Regions from separate parts of the Homo sapiens genome. Here region 1 is linked to region 2. The links are chromatin contacts, found by Hi-C or POLR2A ChIA-PET in ENCODE. All regions are on one chromosome and are shown on one strand. The core of a region is the stretch at or near the end of the contact, and the rest is flanking DNA. Distances in the headings are between cores, read along the strand shown.

The links. Hi-C counts contacts between places; a loop is a spot of excess contacts on that map. ChIA-PET counts read pairs that join two places held with the same protein, here RNA polymerase II (POLR2A).
Region 1: a map of K562 shows a loop between it and region 2 (3-fold over the local background). The contact joins the enhancer-like site here to the promoter of PSMD5 in region 2. A Hi-C loop is called at or near these places in 1 of 168 maps with a recorded cell type or tissue (K562). POLR2A ChIA-PET finds 5 or more read pairs at or near these places in 1 of 52 experiments (K562).

What each region holds. Positions count from the first base shown.
Region 1 is chr9:128,294,032-128,297,123 of GRCh38, forward strand. No RefSeq gene overlaps it. Among named protein-coding and RNA genes, the nearest start is that of SWI5, 19 kb to the left of the region's middle. Within about 2 kb of position 1,525, at least 15 of the 41 ENCODE cell types and tissues checked have a DNase peak (open chromatin) inside an H3K27ac peak, as active enhancers do.
Region 2 is chr9:120,841,550-120,844,355 of GRCh38, forward strand. It overlaps PSMD5 (proteasome 26S subunit, non-ATPase 5), which reads right to left and starts at 1,373. Exons shown (of 10, transcript NM_005047.4): 1 at 1,188-1,373. The coding sequence starts at 1,360. It also overlaps the pseudogene CUTALP. RefSeq lists enhancers at 994-1,523, 1,095-1,394, 1,282-1,576, 1,342-1,636, 1,595-1,944.

The sequences.
Region 1 (3,092 bases), core at 275-2,774, 7.5 Mb after region 2:
TTCTCCTGCCTCAGCCTCTCAAGTACTTGGGATTACAGGCACCCGCCCCCATGCCTGGCTAATTTTTATATTTTTAGTAGAAACAGGGTTTCACTATGTTGGCCAGGCTGGTCTCAAACTCCTGACCTCAAGTGATCCATCCATCTCAGTCTCCCAAACTGCTGGGATTATAGGCATGAGCCACCACGCCTGGCCGGCCACCTGGTTTTATGGTGAAGGAGGAGGAGGAGAGGGAAGTGGCCAGGCTCTGAGTGGGTGGGAGCCCCTTGAGAGGTGAGCCCTTCCTTGAGGTTTTCTCACCTTACACCATGTTCTCTATGTGGAGAGCTGGCTGGTCTTGCCTCTTCCTACACAAAAAAACTGTCAGGGCCAGGTGCTGGGGAGCCCCAGTCTCTGGGTCCCTGCCACACAGTGCTCACCTGCCAGCGGGAGGTCAGAGACTCAAGCAGCCACGACAATACAGATAAAATGCTGCCACAGGGTTATGGAAGCATGTTGGAGCTGCATCCAACCAATATGGGACACTGGGAAACTTCCCAGGGGAAGAGACATCCATGTCTGTCCAGTAGGAGGCAGCCAGGTAAGAATGTGGGAGAGGGCTGCCTGCCTGTAATCCCAGCACTTTGGGAGGCTGAGGCGGGCGGATCACCTGAGGTCAGGAGTTCGAGACCAGCCTGGGCAACATGGCAAAACCCCGTCTCTACTAAAAATACAAAAATTAGCCGGGCATGGTGGCACACATCTGTAATCCCAGCTTCTCAGGAGGCTGAGGCAAGAGAATCACTTGAACCTGGGTGGCAGAGGTTGCGGTGAGCCAAGATGGCACCACTGCACTCCAGCCTAAGCAACAGAGTGAGCCTCTGTCTCAAAAAAAAAAAAAAAAAAGGCCGGGCGCGGTGGCTCACGCCTGTAATCCCAGCACTTTGGGAGGCCGAGGCGGGTGGATCATGAGGTCAGGAGATCGAGACCATCCTGGCTAACAAGGTGAAACCCCGTCTCTACTAAAAATACAAAAAATTAGCCGTGCGCAGTGGCGGGCGCCTGTAGCCCCAGCTACTCGGGAGGCTGACGCAGGAGAACGGCGTGAACCCGGGAAGCGGAGCTTGCAGTGAGCCGAGATTGCGCCACTGCAGTCCGCAGTCCGGCCTGGGCGACAGAGCAAGACTCCGTCTCAAAAAAAAAAAAAAAAAAAAAAAAAAATGTGGGAGAGTATTCCAGAGGCAGAAAACTTAGTTGGCCCAGGACACAAAGGGATTTGGTCTCGTTGAAAGGTGATCAGGGATGGTGATTTGCAGGTTGTGTCCACTTGGATTCTTGGTGCATGATGAAAGTCTCCCCCAAACACAATCGTAACCCAGCTCTGCATTTTGGTTCAATCTTGAGGCACCCAGGGAGGACACTTGGAAGGAAAGCATCCACCTTGGTCTGTTTCTCTTGTGTGAGCTCAGCTCTCCCAGGTGTCATAGTGGGCACGGCCTCGAGGGGGCAGTGTCCACTCAGAGATGTGCCCAACTGCCCTGGGAAGCAAGCCCTGGGAGGGCCTTGTTGGAAAGGTTCCAGCCTGCCAGGCCAGATTCACGAAGGCTGAATCCTCAGAACACATAGAAGAGGGGGTTCTCTGGCAGCACCCCTCTCAGGAGTTTGAAGCAACCAGGGGCAGTAAGGAGCAAGCAGCTGCGAGATGTGGATTCCTCAGGCCGTGCCCCCATGTGCTGGAAAACAGGTGGCAGAGGTTACTCTGCCTGGTGTGTACACATACATGGTTTGTTTGATCATATCCGGTATAAACCCTACTCGAAAATATTTGTCATCCGGCACCTACGGAGTTCAAAATACTAACACAGTACAGCCTGCACTGTTGTCCCTGGGGACTGAAAGGGGTCATTTTTGGGTGGCCTGACAGAAATGTGTCACAGAGCAGTGTCGCCAAATAGTGCCCCACTCTAGTTTTGCTCAGAAGGGGCCACATCAGCTGGGCAGGGTGTGGTGGCTCATGCCTATAATCCTAGCATTTTGGGAGGCCAAAGCAGGACAATCAATTGAGCCCAGGAGTTTGAGACCACCTTGGCAACATAGTGAGACCTATCCTCCACAAAAAATTTTAAAAACAGCCAAACATGGGCCGGGCACGGTGGCTCACGCCTGTAATCCCAGCACTTTGGGAGGCCGAGGTGGGCGGATCATGAGGTCAGGAGATCGACACCATCCTGGCTAACACGGTGAAACCCCGTCTCTATTAAAAGTACAAAAAATTAGCCGGGCGTGGTGGCGGGCGCCTGTAGTCCCAGCTACTCGGCAGGCTGAGGCAGGAGAATGGCGTGAACCCGGGAGGCGGGGCTTGCAGTGAGCCGAATTGCGCCACTGCACTCCAGCCTGTGCGACAGTGCAAGACTCCGTCTCAAAAAAAAGAAAAAAAAAAACAAAGCCAAGCATGGTGGTACCCAGCTACTCAGGAGGTTGAAGTGGGAGGATCGATCCAGCTCAGGAGGTCAAGGCTACCATGAACCATGATCACACATTGCACTCTAGCATGGGTGATAGAGTGAGGCCCTGTCTTGAAAAAAAGGAGGGGCCGCTTGGGGAGAGAGGGAAGGGAGGAAGCCCAGGCCAAGGGCCCAGTGCCTCTGTGGTTGGGGCTAAGGGATGTTGGGGCCCCCAACCCTGATTCTTCGGAGGAATTGGGAGGAAAGCTCCAGGTTCCACGTCATGTGGATGGGCCTGAGAATGAGGTGAAAGGTAACAATCACACACCCAAACCAGTTATGAGCCAAAGGTTTCACCAGATAAGGGATTGATGGCCACAATCACCAGCACATATGCAATTCTGTGGGTCAGACAGGGAGCTGAGTCACCATGCCCCGCAGTATCTCATTGACTGCCCCCAACAACAGAGAGTGGTTGAGAGTCCCCATTTCCAAATGGAGCAAACTGAGGCTCAGGGGGATGCAGATAAGTAGCGAAGCTATCTGATTCCAGAACCTGGCTGAGTAGCCACAGTGTGCTGCCTGCCTCCCCAGTGGAGCCTCTTGAGTCTCTTATCTGAGGTCGGGCATTACTAAAACAGGAATCGGAACTTGAACCCAGCACTCTCC
Region 2 (2,806 bases), core at 123-2,622:
ACCTGGGAGACAGAGCGAGACTCGTCTGAAAACAAACAAACAAACAAAACAAAACAAAACAAAACACAGAGATCTTTCCATGTCCACATACATATATATACATCTACCTCAATAACTTAAATAACTGCACAGTGTTACAGAGTAATAGCGCATAATTTGGAATCCTCTGTTAACGGATATTTAGATTGTTTCTAGTGTTCTGGTGCCACACACGATATGTTATATTCTTGCATATAATGTTGTAGGGTCCTCCAGTCGCCCCCTTTCTTTCTCTGTCCTGATGGAAAATCAGAGTGCCTTGATTGCTCTCTGACCTAGCCAGCGGCAGGTTTCCCTAGCAGGCTTGACCATAAACCAGGGGCCTTGAACATTCACAGGCCTGATAAAGGTACCTAGGTTGTTGCCCAAAACACTGGAAGAAACTGGCCTCAACCCTGAGCCAAATTCCTTTAAACTCTCATCTGAACTCCATACCCTGACCCCCTCACTGCGGACATACCCAGGAACACCTTTCTCCCGGTGTCCGTCTTGACAATTTCTGCAGCCCTCTGCAGGTTTCCCCCTAAACGCTTTTGGACTGATCGCCTTGGCATTCAGTGCTTCTTTTTCTGTCATCCCAACCAGCCACATCTCGGGAAGGTTTGAAGCACTCCCTCGTGGGAACTCTCTTGCCGCTGCTTTTGGGGCGATTCCAGCCTCGGGTTCGAAAGAACAAAGTAACTGCACATTTTGTGCGCGTATACTTGCATTAAATTTTTTTAACAAGAATGACTGGATGAAAAAGCATGTGAATTTAAAATGCTGATGGTTCTTGCCACATTGCCAGGATAGGATCCTTTTAGAAGGGGAAACAAATCAAGAACCTGTACAAAGAGATGTGGAATGCTCCTTGTAAGTGGACAGCTTTGCTTTCCTCCTTTAATTTCTATTTGATGAAGAAGGCAGTGCCTCACTGCTCAGAGGCAGCGAGGCCAGGCGACGGGAGAAAACACCCTGGGGCACTCTCAGAGGCTGAACCTGAACCCCATCTCCTGCCTCTGAACCCAGGATCCTTCCTTCTCTGCAAATTTCGGCTACTTTCCACCTCCCCTGTGACTGGGAAAAGCGCTGTTCTTGCCCTCAACCACTCTCATGTCCATATTTAGGGGTGCCCCTCTCCTCGGCTCAAGCCCCCGGGGTCCTCTCACCTATGGTTCTCGTTAAGCAGGGAGAAGAGCGGGCCGAGGCGCAGCTCCGCCGCTTGCTGGCGAAGCTCGTTGAGCGGCACTGCCTGCAGCACGGAGTGAAGCGCGCGTAGCTCCTCCAGCGGCGCTTCCAGCCTCGCTACCTCTCTCAGCAGCGCCAAAGCCTGGGCTGCCATCTTGCCCCCCGACGCAGGGGCTGGCCCAGCGGCCCAGTTCCCGGGGCGCTTTCCTGAACCTCGCGAGATCTGATCACAGCCTCCTTGTCCCTGAGATGGCTATGGGGCTGCCAAGCCTCGCGAGAAGCCTCCGTTAGGGCCGTGTCAACTGTAGCCAGTGGTTGCGGCTCCCTCAGTCTGGCGTCATCTAGGTCGCTGCTCAGGGAAATGCGGAGGCCAGTAGGCTTACGTGTTTACCGCGTAGGGCAAAGCCTTGCCAAATTCCCGGCCAGCGGAGCGGCGAGGGTGGGGACTCACGGGAAGTTAAACAGCCTCGTCGGCGTCCTCGAGGCTCCAAAACCAGGCTCTAGGCGGGGACGACTGCAGCCGTTATGGAGGCCACCGCGGCTACGGCCGCGGCTGAGGCCTCCCCAGGTGGAGCGGTGGCCTGGAGGGGAATCTTGATCCTGGGCCAGCCACCTGTCAAGAGGAGGCGGAGCGTCATGCCTCTGGAAGACTGGATGAATATTCTCCAGGAGCCTGACGAAGGCGTGAGTAATAGGGACGTGCGCCGCCTTGTTGGTGTTGATCAGTCCACCAAGGAGAAGCAGCTGGTCGCAGTGGCCGTACCTGTAATCCCAGCGCTTTGGGAGGCCGCGGCGGGAGGATCGCTTGAGCCCGGGAGTTCGAGACCAGCCTGGGCAACATAGTGAGAAACCCGTCTCTACCAAAAAGAAAAAAAAAAAAAAAGGAAAAAAATTAGTGCGGTGTGGTGGCACGCACCTGTAGTCCCAGCTACTCGGGAGGCTGAAGCGGGAGGGTCCCCTAAGTCTAGGAGGTCGAGGCTTCAGTGAGCGGTGATTGTGCCACTGCACTCCAGCCTGGGCGACAGAGCAAGACCCTGCTTTCCCCTCTTGTCCTCCACTACCCTCAGGAAACCAAGAAAGACCAGCGTGGAGAGTTGGTCGCCCATCTGCTCTAAGCTGCTGTGTATTCCCCTGTAATGTAAACATCGTGAAGGTGGAGACCCAGTTAACCTTTTAGGTGGAAGGCCAGATGACAGAGGGCGGCATCTGACCCGGAAGGCCCTCTGCAACCAGGCCAAATACATCTACAGGGAACCAATGGGAAACATCTGGGGAGGACAACCCAAATAAGTATCATGCGAGCAAGGGATGGTTTGAGAACTTTAAAAATCGCTGCTGTTTTGCAACATACGAAGTTGATGGGGAGGAAGGACCCTTAAATCCTGAGTGGGTATCGAGTATTCCAAGCAACTGGAGAGAGGCTTTGTGCCTCAACAGGTCTTCAACGCCAAGGAGATGACCCATCTTTTGCAGTGCATGCCTTCCTACTTTTGGGGCAAAAGACAAAAATCTGGAAAGCTTAGAGGAAGCTAAGGACAGGATTTCCCTCATTTTTTTGTGGCAGTGCCTCAGGTGACAAAATGATAAAACCACTGCTGCT